Linked DNA regions of Mus musculus: region 1 is linked to region 2. Evidence: chromatin loops called from intact Hi-C (ENCODE). Cell type or tissue: left cerebral cortex. All regions are shown on one strand.

Region 1 (8,000 bases), 2.0 Mb after region 2:
GCACTGGAGCACAGCCATCTGCCCCAGTGATGCATCCCAAATCCTGACTTTCCCCAGGAGCCCACTGTTCTAGTTGTGTGTCCTTGGCCTCTCCCTGTAGAGCCATAGTACTGTCCTCATTATAAAGGCTCTCCACTGAATTCAGCCAGGTCGGACTACAAGCAGAGATGCCGAGGGCTGGAGCCAAATCCTATCTGCTATTCCTTACTGTAAAAGCAAAGTGAATTCAGTATGTGTCTGTTTGAAACAAGAACTGTTAAAATTCCCTGTGGAATCTCACCTTTCATTCATCACATAGGTGAAACTTGAGGCTTCATTTGAAAAACGTACAGCTAATTTTTCTTTCTGTCAACTTTGCAGAGACATGCGAGAAATGAAAAACCTTCTTAGCAAACTCAGGGAAACGATGCCTTTACCACTGAAAAATCAAGGTGAGTCCTGGGATTTCTCTTTGAGGCAGAGCATGGTGAACTTGGAGGTTGCTTCTCAGAAAGGCAGTGCAAGGGTTTCCCACAAAGTAAGCAAGCCTTCTTAGAGAGAGTGGGTGAGGCTGTCGTCTTGGTGAGTGAGCCTCCTCTGATGGAGACAGAGATGCATTCACCTGAAAGAGAACGCCCACATCCCTGCCAGACCTGTCATGTGCTGTGGAAAGAGCCAAACCAGGGATGCCTCTACAAGAGGACCAAGAACGTGGCTTTCATCTGCACAAGGTTTATAGCCTACTGGAGAAATATCCCTCCATTTACATGCTTAATTATATAAAAATAATAATAGAATTAATTCATATTGGGGACACATGGTATGTCACTGTCCTGAGTATTTCACATGTATCAGCTATGTTGGCTTATATAATTACTACTTGTTTGTTTGTTTGTTTGTTTCTCCCATACTAGGGGTCAAAGCTAGGGCCTTACGTGTTAGGCAAGTAGTCTATAACTGAGCTAAACTTCCAGTCTCCTATTAAAATCTAGTAATGATTTAGGGAGATTTTATTAAAGTTTTCCTAATTTACAGAGAACTGAGATGCAGAGGTTAGTTTTTCCAAAGTCATACAGATTATAGTAAAAAGACTGTGCTATGGAGTTGAACTCAGGTAGTCCACCTCTGGAAGACGCAAAAGAATCCAACCTGACACAGACCGGTAAAGAAATATTCACAAGAATGAGGAATGATCCTGAATTTGTTAACTATTGGATGCTCTGCATCTGGAGCCTGGGACACAGTTAGAACGCCACCTGGCACAAGCAATAAGTGTTTGTTAAATCTTTGCAGGACTCTAGGCTGTGCACACAAGTGAATGGTAAGTGCTTTACATTAAGCGGACTTAGCTAGAGCAGCCATGAATGAAGCATTAGCTGCAGAAAGTGGTACCTAGAGGATGGGAAAGGCTCTTTAGAGGCAAGGGAAAAAACCCTCCTGTTTCCACCGAAGAAAGCCTGTGCGGGAGGGAGGGAGGGAGGGAGGGAAGTATACTGTCTGCCTGGGAGCGAGGGAAGCTGAGTGAAGAGGAGGGAGGAGGAGGAGGACTTGGCAGCAGAGCTGAAGTGCCTCTTGGCTCAGAGTATATCAGCAGAAGGTAGAGAGGTGGAGGCAGGCGAGCACACCAGACAAAGGCTGAGACACCGCATCAGCTTGCGCTGTGCTGGAGGCCTGGGTCAGAGTATGAGGCAGGGGAGGAGGCAGGACAGGTAATTCCAGGCAATCTTGTAGAATCTGCTCACAGAGGCCAAATCCACCTCCAACCAGTCAGTGTGCTTCGGAGTCCTGGAGGAAAGTAGATGTATGGTAATTGAAGAGTTCTCTGACTACACATACAAAGCTGCTGCTGCTGCTGCTGCTGCTGCTGCTGCTGCTGCTGCTGCTGCTGCTGCTGCTGCTAGAAGCACCTGTGGGTTTAGAATGAAGGGCTTCAATTAAAGCTAGGCTTGAGGTCAGAGTCTGGCTCTGCCATTGTCCAACGAAGTGACCCCGGGCAAGTAGTTTGACTTGCGGAAATTTTGGAGAGTGGGGAGACCATGGTGGCTTGAGGATTAGAGAGGCAGTACACACCACATCAACCTTACGAAGAGCAAATCAACTGGAAACCGACTTCTAGGAGATGTTTGTTGAGTAGGATGTGGGAGAGATGAAATAGTTTTTGGAAGGAACCCAGGACCACTCTGCCAATGTGTTTGGAAACTGACATTGTCGTTTAGTAGCTGGCCCACACAGACTTGTTCAGAACTCCAAAACAGCAGCAAGTAGGACTTGTCCTGCAAAGATCATGCATGTGTCACATCGGTGTCCAGTCAGTCTTGAAGTCAGAGGTCAGAGACTAGGCCTCTGGGACTTTAAGTTTGGAGCACACATTAGGATCCACAGGTTTGGCGGTCTCCCCCATGGACACTACCCTGCCCTCTCACTGAAGCACGCATGGAGCCTCCCAGGAGGGTAACTTCCCAGGGTGCCCAGTCTGAATTTTGTGAATGCCACAAATTCTGTATTTTCTGTGAACCCACCTTAAAACTCCCTTCCACATCTAATGCCAGTCCATGCTGCCATGGTGGGACTGTGTGTTGACAGGGAAGTCAAAATTTCATTTTAATTAGGGAATTTTCAAAATCACGGGAGGTAAAATAGAAATATTTTTGTATTTCATAAATGAAAACTTATTGGGACCTTTCAGTGGATTTGTAAAATAAAAGAACAACATGTGGTGGTACTTTCAGTAAAAATATAAAAGGGAAGAAATCACCCAAATAAATCATCCGAAGTCTTACGTCACAAATCCATCTGGGAAATAAAAATACAATGATTTATTCCGAAGGTGGTTCAGTCGCATTCTAATACTAAAAAGAATAGCTGAAGTGAAGGGCTTATGGAAATCCAGGCGCCTCGTTTTGTGGAGAAATGCAGACCCTTAGCAAGGTGGTGTCCACTCACAGAGTGCTGTCCCTGTGCCAGCAATGGGCAGAGAGCAGTAAGAACCCAAGGAAGGGGGCAGACAGGCCCTGAAGGAAGGATGAACCATCTCCAGGGGCAGTCTTTGACAGACACATATGGCAGTGCCATTCGACTCATTTTAGAAATCATCCAGATTCGTCCCTCTGACTGCGTAGACTGAGATGCCCACAGAGCCTCCCCACAGCAGGAGTCTGTGTGTTACGCAGCTCTGACTTAAGGTGTGTAGGGGATGGGGTGATGCAGCGAAAGTTTATTCTGGTTCTTTCACGTAGACCCTTGTTCTCAAAAGCTGATTCTAACCGGTTGAAACCATTATAGAAAGCCATCTGTCTCTTTTCTGGCTTATTTCCTTTCTGTTTTTATTCTATTTGCATGTGTGTTGGAAACAGAAAAGGAGAGAAAGATGTCACTCATGGTCCTGGCTTCTTGTGCTTGGCCTGCTGACCATGGGAAAACCCTGCCAGCTCAGACTCTCTTCTTCTCCAGGCTCCCTTTCAGTTCTTCATTTGGAACTGGTCCAGGGTTCGTTTCAACACTGGATTACATCTCTCCCACTCGCTACTCAGCAAACGTTCACTTGAAGTTGATTTTTAGTAAGAAAGAAAACAGAGTGGCCAAGGGCGGGGATTTAGATTATCAAAAAAAGTGCCTACGTTTTGGGACATTGTCTTCTCTGTCAGTGCCCTTCCAGCCTGAGCTTGGAGATGCTGGTACCCAGGTGAGTAAGCGGCCCTTGTTCTGTGGTCCCCCCATCATGGGCCGCAGGCTATGTCCATCTCTCCTGGCTCCAGGCCTGCTGTCCTTTCCCCTGCTCCAGTGCCCCTCCTGTCCTCCATTCTGGGTCATTGACAGTGCTGCAGGGAGCTTCATTAATTATGATCAGCTTGCTGTGTCAAATGGATTACAAATGGAGCCACCTGTGGGGAGCCCACAAGGTTACCAACAAAGGCTCAAAGGAGACTGGAAAGTGAAGGACAAGCCTCTTCTAAATCTGTGCTGTTATAAAACAAAACAAATCAACAGAAATAGATTAAGCCTGAAAGACAGTCTCACCTTTGCTGCAATTCTGACTTAATGAGGTCTGTGGGATGTATTGGTATCTTTGCTCATTCGTGGAATCCGGGAGCTGATAGCATGCCTTAGAATCCATAGGCACTAAATCTGCTCTAGATGCAAGTCAGTTAGGAGGCACGAGCTATCTTCCAGATGAGACATGCTTCAGATATTATGTAATGCCAAGGAACTGAGGAAGAAGATATGACAGGTCAGACATGATTCATAAAGGAGAACGCAGAATCAAGGATGAATCTGGGTTCAGTCCTGACTAGAAGAATAAATAATGGTATCAGTCAGTAAGTTGAGAGAAGAGAGCAAGAGGCTTCAAGGTAGAACATGGCTATGGTTTTAGACATGGAGAATCCTGGGGTTAACATTCAATAGTTAGTAGCATTGGGGGAAGACATGATCCAAGAAATCTGGAAATAAATCTGAGTATGTTCAGAGCAGTGGTCGTAGGAGCTCTACACACAGCAGAGACTGCCCCTGGGAAACTTGCCAAAAGAATGCTCTGGAATGCAAAACTGTAAGGCTTGAAGCAAAAGAAGACCAATTCACAAAGGGATCCCAAGAGAAAAACCAAAAGAGCATTGCACAAAAATGAACCAAGATGTCTGCAAGGAAGGAACGCTTGGTTATGTAACATGATTGAGCTGGGTAACGCTGCACAATCCAAAAGACTGGGCAGAAAAGCCGTCACTGGTAGTGATAGTAGAAGAGGCTGACTTGGCATTTGGGACAGGAAAGCCTGGCTGAGGAGGGTTATTCAGTGAGTCAGACATAGAGAGCCGGGACAGCAAGGATAAATATATGAAGATTTTCATAAATGGTTGTTTTTAGCAATGGTAGGGAGATAGATAGGATTAGAGGCAACTAATCTACCCAGGCAATTATTGATAGAACGGATGGGAGTCAGAGGCACGGAGGAGTCAGAAAATGCATAGAAATAAGCTGCTGACGCTAATCTCAAGAGGGAGATTGCCAGTCAACCAGGGAGGGAAGGCTGCGGGGAAAGGGAAACATATGTAAAGGCAAAGAAGTGAGAGACGGTGGGCCTATGTAGGCAATTTTAAGTAGTTTCTGTTGGTACTGTCTGCTCCCTCATGAACCTTTCAGTCCACCCTGACTGGACTGTTTATTTGAGACTGACCATTGGTGCCTCTTTGTCTGGATTCATACTGCCCCCTTCACTCAGAATGCCTCCCTCTTCAACAAACACTCAAGTTCTTCTCATTCCTTGTGGCCAAGAACGGTCACCCAAAGCCTACATGAATCTTCCATAAATGACGTCCTTTCAATGTTAGTGACATCTCTGCCCCTCTTCTTGGGAATTCTCATAGCACTGTATTTGGCTCTTTCTCATGCTTTTGTAAATGCAGTCTCACAGCTATGAGAAAAGTTCCTTTAGGTCAGCGGTCATGTTTCTTTTAAACCCCAGCACAGGATGGATTAGTTCCTTACCTCATTGCTACACCAAAAGTGCCTCACCAAAACAACTGAAGGAAGGAAGGAAGGAAGGAAGGAAGGAAGGAAGGAAGGAAGGAAGGAAGCCTTTAGGTTGGCTTACGGTTCCAGGACCTCAAGTCTATCACGGCAGATAAGTATAACAGTAGAGAAGGCATGAGGGAAAGGAGGCACATGTAGAGAGAGCCAGGGCACATTTAGGTGACTTTGAAGCCTCAGCAGGTGCTGGTCGAATTGTTTCCATAGACAAGAGAGCATGGGTATGATGCTCACCTCTTACACTTAGTCCAGGACTTCATGAAGGACTGCTGTCTGCCTTTAGGATAGATCTCCCACTGGAACTAACCCCATTTACAAAGCCCCTCACAAGCACAGCCAGAGATTTGTTTTCTTCATGATTCTACAGCCCATCATGTTGACACTCAAATTAAGCATCACCTAAGAGCCTTGCACTCAGGTCCTCTGTTCATTTAGTAGTGGTCCTCAAAGTCTGCCCTTATGACTTGCAACATCAGTACCTTTAGGAATATTGAAGATATGATGCTCTTCTGGCTACACACCAGACCTACTGGTAGAGGAATTGGGGGATGAGATACGCTGAAATTAATAGAGGAAAAAGTGGGGAAAAGCCTCGAAGATATGAGCACAGGGGGAAAATTCCTAAAAAGAACAGCAATGGCTTCTGCTGTAAGATCAAGAATTGACAAATGGGATCTCATAAAATTGTAAAGCTTCTGTAAGGCAAAAGACACTGTCAGTAAGACAAAAAGGCCATCAACAGATTGGGAAAGGATTTTTACCTATCCTAAATCTGATAGGGGACTAATATCCAATATATACAAAGAGCTCAAGAAGCTGGACTCCAGAAATTCAAATAACCCCATTAAAAATGGGGTACAACAGTGTCTGCATTTGGTGGCTTATTATGGGATGGATCCCTGGGTGGGGCAGTCTCTGGATGGTTCATCCTTTCGTCTCAGCTCCAAACTTTGTCTCTGTAACTCCTTCCATGGGTGTTTTGTTCCCAAATCTAAGAAGAGTAGAAGTGTCCACACTTTGGTCTTCGTTCTTTTTGAGTTTCATGTGTTTTGCAAATTGTATCTTGGGTATTCTAAGTTTCTGGGCTAATATCCACTTATCAGTGAGTGCATATCTAATGAATTCTTTTGTGATTGGGTTACCTCACTCAGGATGATACCCTCAAAGTCTGCCCTTATGACTTGCAACATCAGTACCTTTAGGAATATTGAAGATATGATGCTCTTCTGGCTACACACCAGACCTACTGGTAGAGGAATTGGGGGAAATTGCCTAGGAATTTCATAAATTCATTGTTTTTAATAGCTGAGTAGTATTTCATTGTGTAAATGTACCACATTTTCTGTATCCATTCCTCTGTTGAGGGACATCTGGGTTCTTTCCAACTTCTGGCTATTATAAATAAGGCTGCTATGAACATAGTGGAGCAGACACTATTGCATACGCCAGCAAGATTTTGCTGAAAGGACCCTAATATAGCTGTCTCCTGTGAGGCTATGCCAGTGCCTGGCAAACACAGAAGTGGATGCTCACAGTCAGCTATTGGATGGAACAGAGGGCCCCCAATGGAGGAGCTAGAGAAAGCACCCAAGGAGCTGAAGGGGTCTGCAACCCTATAGGTGGAACAACAATATGAACTAATCAGTACCCCCAGAGCTTGTGTCTCTAGCTGCATATGTAGCAGAAAATGGCCTAGTCGGCCATCATTGGGAAGAGAGGCCCCTTGGTCTTGCAAACTTTATATGCCCCAATACACAGGAAACACCAGGGCCAAGAAGTGGGAGTGGATGAGTAGGGGAGTGGGGGGCAGGAGGGGAGGGTATAGGGGACTTTTACGATAGCATTTGAAATGTAAATGAAATAAATACCTAATAAAAAGCTGGGGAAAATGGGGTACAGACCTAAACAAAGAATTGTCAACTGAGAAATACTGAATGGCTAAGAAGAACCTGGAAAAATGTTCAACATCCTTAATAATCAGGGAAATGAAAATCAAAACAACCCTGAGATTCCACCTCACACCAGTCAGAATGGCTAAGATCAAAAATTCAGGTGACAGCAGATGCAGCAGATGGGAGGATGTGGAGAAAGAGGAACACTCCTCCATTGCTGGTTGGATTACAAACTTGTACAACCACTCTGGAAATCAGTCTGGCGGTTCCTCAGAAAATTGGACATAGTACTACCAGAAGATCCAGCAATACCACTTCTAGGCATATACCCAGAAGATTTTCGAACTGGTAATAAGAACACATGCACCACTATATTCATAGCAGCCTTATTTATAATAGCCAGAAGCTGGAAAGAACCCAGATGTCCCTCAACAGAGGAATGGATACAAAATAAAATGTGGTACTTTTACACAATGGAATACTACTCAGCTATTAAAAACAATGAATTTATTAAATTCTTGGGGAAATGGATGTATCTCAGGGATATCACCCTTAGTGAGGTAACCCAATCACAAAAGAAGTCATTAGATATGCACTCACTGATAC
Region 2 (8,000 bases):
ATAGGTATAATCATAGAAATGTTTAGAAGCTAGGTCAGCGTGAGGTAGTGCTTTCCTGTCTTGTGCAGTTGGAGATGTCCACAGAAGGTCATGTTTGTCGTGAGCAGTAACTTCAGTAGTGCTGCTCAGTAGCAGCACGTCACAGCTAGAGACTAGTGTGGTGACTCATCAGAGGGATCTAGCAGTTTTGCTAGAATCAGGGTTAATTTTTTTTTTCTCTACAAGTGGTCATCCCCCTTTCTCCTTCTTCCACCCTCCCTGTTTCTATCCCTTTCTTTCTTCCAAGATCTAGCTATGTAGCCTGGCCTGGCCCTGAATTCATAATTCTCCTTCCTTAGTCTACAGAATGTTGCTGGGATTACGATGTGTACCAACATGCCTAGCACCAATATTAAGTTTGTTTGTTTTTCCTCACCTTCATCCCAGCACCATAGAGGGAGAAGCAGGTTGATGGATGTTTGTGAGTTCAAGGCCAGCCTGGTCTATATAGTAAGTTCCAGGACAGTCAGAGCTGCATAGTAAGATCCTGTCTCAAAAATGAACGAAGGTTGTTTAAGTTAATAAACTGTCCCTTTCTTTAAGCTTTCTAACAGGTAACGTTTTTATATTAAATTTGTTATAGCTCTTATGTTTCTGGTTTTGTGTGTGTGTGTGTGTGTAGTCTGTCTATGGAGGCCAGAAGAGGGAATGGAATCCTCTGTCTGTCTGTCTGTCTGTCTGTCTGTCTGAGGAGGCCAGAAGAGGGAATGGGATCCTCAACTGGTGGTTATAAACTGCCTGATGTCTGTGCTAGAATGCAGATTTGAGTCTTCTGAGAGGATAACAGGTGCTCTTAGCTGCTGAGCTTTGTTCTAGCCCCATGGTTGGTTCACTTGCTTGCTCTTTGAAAATAATAATAATAATAATTATTATTATTATTATTATTTTTGGTTTTTCAAGACAGGGTTTCTCTGTATAGCCCTGGCTGTCCTGGAACTCACTTTGTAGACCAGGATGGCCTCAAACTCAGAAATACGCCTGCCTCTGCCTCCCGAGTGCTGGGATTAAAGGTGTGCACCACCATGCCTCGCAAAATTATTTTTTTATTTTTTTGAGATTTTAATTACATTATTTTCCTCTTCCCTTTCCACCCTCCCATATCCTCTTCTTTGCTCTCTTCCAAATTCATGGACTTTTTTTTCATTAATTGTTTTACATACATATGTGTATAGAACCCAGGTTCCTGTGCATGACAGGCAAGTGCTGTGGTAAGTTACATCCCAATCCTATTTTAAAAAAATGAGATGGAGTCTTGCTAAGTTGTCCAGGCTGGCCTAGAACTCTTGATTTCCAGAAATCTGCATGGGGGACATTTAACACTGGCTCTTTTGAATCGTAGTGGTACACACCTTTAATCCTAGCACACTAGTGGAAGAGTCAGCCTAAGTCTACATAACAGATTTTAGGCAGCTGGGGCTACATAGAGACTCTGTTTCAGGCAAAACAAAATATTCTAGCACTTGTAATCATCTGCCCTTTAAGTTGACAGTGTCTTTCCAATTAAAGCACCTGCTTTAAACTATCTCAACTCATAAATGAAAGTGTTGACAGGAAGCAACACCTTTATGGGTGTCGAGGACTTGTGTTGAGAGGTTGCTGTCATTCTTTGGTAAACTGTTTATTATAGTTATTTCCAAGACACTATCTCTTTAACCTTTAACACTTAAAATCCACATTTATTTATTTGTTTGGTGTGGTGTGTGTTACCACAGCATACACGGGGACAACTTTGTGGGAGATAATTCTCTGAACTATGTTGGTCCTGGAATTTGAATGCAGGTGATCACATCAGGCTTGGTGGTAGATCCTGAGACATCTTGCTGGTCTTGCTTTTTTACTCTGAGATGTGGTCTCATTACATGGACCAGGCTGGCCTTGAACTCAGGGTACCAGCGTAGTTAGATACTGGGAAGGACCATTGCTGATTGCAGACTTTTTATTGTATCCTTATTTGACAGAAAGAATAAGGTGGCTCTCTGGTGTCCTCTTCAGGCACATTTAGACCATGCTTGGAGAATCCATCCTGATGGTCTAATACCTACCTAACTTCTCAGCTCCAAATACCTAACTTAGGCCTTAGATTTCAGCATATGAACTGGGGAAGGTACATAGTCATTTATCACGTAACAGGATTGCTGCAGACTGGACTCAGTCGCCCCTGTGGGCAAGGAATCGGCGGGGTGACAGACACGAACACAAGGGAGTGTTGATCTGAATGTAATTTCTCAAAGCCAGCATCAGACTTATATTATAGAAGAAAACAAGGAAGTTAGGTGATTCATTAAGGTCATCCAAGGTACATTGAGGTTACCCGATTCAAATCGACTCTTTACCCAAAACAGAGAAATGCATACACAAAAGCTGACAGGAACCAGGCAGTGTTTACAACTGGGATTAAAAAAAATCAGTGTTTACAACTAGAATCAAAAGCAGTGTGCCCTTGCCATTGTTAATTCACCTTCTCCCTAGGCCATTGTAAATTCCTGTGTATGGGAGTGACTCAGCTGTTATTCTAAGTATTTACTCTAGTTCTTTCTTAGACCACACCCTTCCTTCTTCCTAGGCCATTGTAAATTCCTTCACGTGGGAGTGACTTAGTTGTTATTTTATGTATCTGTAGGGAACCTCCATTTATCAGAAGAACCAACCAACTTTCTTCTAATATGTAATGTAGTCTGCTATACATGACCGTAATGAGAATTCTAAGTTAACTTTGTTGAACTAGCCCTGAGATTTCTAGCTCTTATCCAGTAAATTGTAATGCCTGATTTCTTTCGCTGTTTAACACTGGAGGCTTTTCGTCTGAATGAGTAGCATTACCTATAACACCAACTATCGCAAGAACACATCTGGAGCATTCGTGCTGTGGGATGCCAAGGCTCCAGGAGACTAAGTTTCCGTGAAACTTTTTGCCTCAGGACTGCGTCCAAGCTTTTGGGCCTGCCACTCAGACTTCACTGGAGTGGGTGTGGCACAGGATTTTCTTATCCCTCCTTTACTTTTGAGACATTCCTGCTATATGCAAGGATTGCACTTCACTCAGTTGATGTTTTAAGTATCGTTGAGTATGAGTCTCTGTCGCTGTCCACTTTGAGTGAGTTTGCTAACACTAGGGAGGGGAGGCTGAGGTAGGAGGATTCCACAGTAGGAAATCAGAATTTGGAAACTTGAGGTTTTGTGTATGTGGGCTCTCCAGTTTCATCTTACATTTACTTTTTGAAACAATAGAAAACAATTTTCTTTAGAAATATATTGATTTATGTGTAGTAATTGCAATTATGGGAGTTCTAAGTAATGTTGTAGCTAGTGGATAGGAAAGGTCAGAATGTGGGTGGCCAGGAGAAAGTGCTTTTCAAACCCTGCAGGCTTCCCTCCACTTATGTTACTGTGCATTTTTGTAGTAGATATAATGTGCATTCAAGTGTGCTAACTTACCATTGCAGACTTCCATGGATCTCAATAGTGCCAGCTCTGTGGTTCTTCAGGTCCTAACACAGGCCACCAGTCAGGATACTGCTGTGTTGAAGCCAGCCGAGGAGCAGCTGAAACAGTGGGAGACACAGCCAGGTTTCTATTCAGTGTTGCTGGTAAGTAGTTCTTGAGATTGTTTGTTTGTTTGTTTATTGTTTGTTTTGTTTTGTTTTGTTTTTTTTTTTTGGGTGGGGAGAGGTTTTAGAGACAGTCCTGGAACTCACTCTGTAGACCAGGCTGGCCTTGAACTCAGAAATCCACCTGCCTCCGCCTACCAAGTGCTGGGATTAAAGGTGTGTACCACCACTGCCCGGCCAGTTTATTTTTTAATACAGTGAGAAATCATTATTTTATTAGCTCTGTACCTATGGAGATTTACGTACGGCTTACTGAAACTGATCCAGATGCTTGGCTGCCATTGTCACCATCACCACGGCAGTGTAAGGCTCCTGAGGGTGTTTTACAAGTGATTTTTGATGAATCAACATTTTAATGAAAACTTTTGTTTTTTATTTTCTGAGACAGAGTTTCTCTATGTAGTCCTGGCTGTTCTGGAACTCACTCTGTAGATCAGGCTGGCCTTAAATGGAAAGAAAGCCACCTGCCTCTGCCTTCCCAGTGTTGGGGGTCAAAGGCGTGCACCACTACTACTTGGCCTAATTTAAACTTTTAGTAGAGAAAGTCACTTTCTTTGGCTCTGTGTTTTGGGGCTGATTAATGACTTTCTGCTTTTATTGTCCAAGCATTCATTCTGTATAAGAACTGGACAGGATATATTCTCAGTGTCTGTTGAGAACTATCAGACTGTGATGGCTTTTCAGTTTGCCACACCCGTGCTGACGTGAAGACGGTAGGCAGTGTCTCCTCACCCCCGTCTCAGTGCATTGACTTGGACTCGCTCTGCATCAGCATCAACATCAGGAACACCGTCCGTGTTCAGGATTTTTCAGTTTTTTTTCTTTTATTAGTTTTTTTTTTTTTTTCAATAATAGAAGCAAATCTAGGATCTAGTGCATGCAAGGCAAGGACTCACCATTGACCTGGTCTCCCTTTGTATCCTCTATTTCACTTTTAAACATTGTTTTTGGTTTTGCTGAGACAGGGTCTCATTGTGTAGCCCTGGTTTGCCTGGAAATTGGTATGTAGACCAGACTGACCATCAACACATTGGTATCACCATGTCTCTGCCTCCTGGTTGCTAGAATTAAAGGCATGTGCTCCCATGACTGGCAAAATGTTGTTGATTTTTTTTTCCCCCCATCTAAAATTTTAATCTTTTTTTAAAAAAAATATTATTTATTTTATATATATGCGTGCACTATAGCTGTATTCAGATACACCAAAAATGGGCATCAGATCCCATTACAGATGGTTGTGAGCCACCATGTGGTTGCTGGGAATTGAACTCAGGACCTCTGGAAGAGCAGTCAGTGCTCTTATCTGCTGAGCCATCTCTCCAGCCCTTAAATATTTTCATACAGAGGATCTTTTATATTTTCTGGCATTGAACTCTGTTCTCTGCCTCCACCTCCTGAATGAGTGTATGAATTACTAATAACTGCTAAGATAATTTTTTTCTCCTTTTTTGCTTGTGCATTTTGTTTTGAGTTACCATTAGTTGTTGTATTGGTGCATTTTCATAAAGTGCTTTTATTTATTAGTGAATATGTGTGGGTACTTAGAGTCTTTGGGGGAGGGGATTGTTGTATGGCAGGTGCTGACTTCAGATTCAGTGACCCTCCTGTCCAGCTCCCCAGTGCTGGGGTTCCAGGCATCTGCCGCCACACCTAGCCTGCACATATAGACATTTGTATAAAGTGCTGTGTGCGTGGCTTCTGCTGCTCTGGTGGATGACATTGGAGCAGTGGTTCTCAACCTTCCTAATGCTGTGACCGCTGACCACACTTCCTCATGTCGTGGTGACCCCCAACCATAGCATTATTTCAGTGCTACTTCATAACTGTAATTTGGCTACTGTTACGCACGTAATGTAAATATCTGACATGCAGGAGGTCCCACAGCTGGAGAACCACTGCTTTGGAGAGTCATGCACATATGCATACAAAATACATACATACATACATACATACATACATACATACATACATACACACACACACACACGGGCACCTGGTTCTTTTTTTTTTTTAAAGATTTATTTATTTATTATATGTAAGTACACTGTAGCTGTCTTCAGACACTCCAGAAGAGGGCGTCAGATCTTGTTACAGATGGTTGTGAGCCACAATGTGGTTGCTGGGATTTGAACTCCAGACCTTCGGAAGAGCAGTCGGGTGCTCTTACCCACTGAGCCATCTCACCAGCCCGGACCTGGTTATTTCAAGGCTGGCTTCAACATGCAGTGTAACCAAGGATGAGTTTGAATTTCTGATTCTCCAGCCTCCACTGGCCAAGTATTGGGTTACAAGTAAGCTCCTCCATGCTCAGATTACAAGCTGGTGGAGATTGAACCTGGGGCTCTATGCGTGGTCAGCGAGCAGTGTCCCAGCTGAGTTATAACTTCAAACTTTAAAAAAGATGGAGTTGTACTCTCTAGCTTAGGCTCGTGTGCAGTTTGCTTCCTCGAACAGGCTAGTTTTGAATGCTTCTTGCCTCAGCCTTTTGAATGTTGAGGATAAAATAGTTTTTGAATAGGGCATGGTAGCCCCATAATCCCAGCACTCAGGAGGCTGATGCAGTGAGGCAAAGATCTTAAGTTTGAGGCTAGGTTGGTCTACGTAGCCAGTTAGTGTACTGAGTCTTTCTCATACCCACCAGCAGCATAAATAATGACATGGAGGCTTCTACAGTTTAAGGGTTAGGCCTTTTGTTAGGGTAGTCTTCCAATTGGCTCATCTAATTTGACCTGACTGTCAGACCTATAGCCAACCCTGTGGCTAGCTGTATACCTTTCTTGGCTCTACTACCATCTGATTTCTTTCCCTCCGCCATCATTCTCTCTCTGCCTGGAAGTTCCACCCCCCTATTTCCTGCTCCAGATATTGGCCGTCAGCTCTTATTATAACTCTTATTATAACCACTCAGTATGGAGACAACCTCTGGTCTATTTCTAGATTGCCTTTAGTCAGGTGAGGAAAGATGAATATTTACAAAGTAGAAAACCTGGTGATGGGTCAAAGAAATGACAATACCAGAATCCTGCCAGCACTTAGTTCTCTGATGGTACAGAATTAACAAATGAAAATACAGAGATACACCTTTACACAAAGCAAAGAAAGATTACCCCAACAAGTTAAAGTCTAGCCTGGACATGTAGACTCATAGCAGCACTCATACTGAGGGCGATGGAGGTTCATCTTGCTGTGTGGTACTTGCTGGCTTAGAACTTGTTATATGGCCCAGACTGGCCTGGAACTCAGAGGTGGACCTACCTTTGCTTCCTAAGTACTACGATTAAATACAAGCACCAGCGTGCCTGCTGTGCACTGGGATTATTTTACAATTTGTTTTCTGTGAATGAAGGTTTTGCCTGCATGTATATATGTATGTATGTGTACCATGTGTGTGCTTGGTGCCCACAGAGACCAGAAGAGGCCATTGGATACTCCTGGAATTATTGACAGTTGTGAGCCATCTTATATGGGTGTTAGGAACTCAGTCCAGGCCCTCTGCAAGACTAACAGGCTTTCTCCATTGAGCCATCTTTCCAATTTCCCAGGCTAACCTTTTTAAAGCCTATTAGACAATTTCCCCATTGATTATCAAGATCATGTTGCATGGTTTAACTGCATTCTTATTTTCATAGTTTGCCACCATTGTGCAAAGCAGTAACTATGGATTAGTGATTTGACTAACATAGCTTGTTATATCACATCTCACCTTTATTTTATTTTGTTTTTTGTTTTTGTTTTTGTTTTTTTTTTGTTTTGTTTTTTGTTTTTGTTTTTCGAGACAGGGTTTCTCTGTGTAGTCCTGGCTGTCCTGGAACTCACTCTGTAGACCAGGCTGGCCTCGAACTCAGAAATCCGCCTGCCTCTGCCTCCCGAGTGCTGGGATTAAAGGCGTGCGCCACCACGCCCGGCTTTGTTGTTTTTTAAATCGTATGAGTGTGTGCTTGTGTATGTGTGTATGTACCATGTGCATGCGGTGCCTATGGAGGCCAGAAGAGGTCATGAGACCCCACTGGAACTGTAGTTACAGACTGTTGTGACCCTCCATTTGTATTCTGGGAACTGATGCCAGGTGCTCTGGGATTCTTAACTGTTGACCATTTCTCTAGCCCCATGAGCGTGATTGCATTGGTAAGTAGTCTTGTTATTGTGAAATAGGTTATTGTTTTCTTTTTTAGTTACTTTTCCTATTGCGATAAAACACTCCAGCAAAACCAATTTATGGAAGGACACGTTTATTGGGCTTCATTCACAGTTCGAGAATCCATCGCGTCTTAGTTGGGAAAGAATGGCAGCAGGAGCTTGAAGCCGCTGGTCACAGTGCATCCATGCTCAGGCAGCAGGATGCGGTGAATGGCT

What was found. Hi-C counts contacts between places; a loop is a spot of excess contacts. Peaks named below come from ENCODE experiments on the same cell type or tissue, not always from the same donor. Only the 100,000 strongest peaks of a DNase experiment are listed, where the experiment ranks them.
Region 1: it touches region 2 in a loop (4-fold over the local background); 3 of 42 quality-filtered maps call a loop at or near these places.

Annotation. Positions count from the first base shown.
Region 1 is chr13:104,956,515-104,964,514 of GRCm38, reverse strand. It overlaps Rgs7bp (regulator of G-protein signalling 7 binding protein), which reads left to right. Exons shown (of 6, transcript NM_029879.2): 5 at 361-431. Among named protein-coding and RNA genes, the nearest start is that of Gm41048, 46 kb to the right of the region's middle. In left cerebral cortex, no CTCF peak of the experiment used is centred here; DNase peaks (open chromatin) are centred at 3,434, 4,054, 4,693, 4,958 and 4 more places; H3K27ac peaks cover 4,385 bases.
Region 2 is chr13:106,920,639-106,928,638 of GRCm38, reverse strand. Ipo11 (importin 11) reads left to right here. Exons shown (of 30, transcript NM_029665.4): 2 at 3,483-3,626. The coding sequence starts at 3,489. Among named protein-coding and RNA genes, the nearest start is that of Ipo11, 12 kb to the left of the region's middle. In left cerebral cortex, no CTCF peak of the experiment used is centred here; no DNase peak of the experiment used is centred here.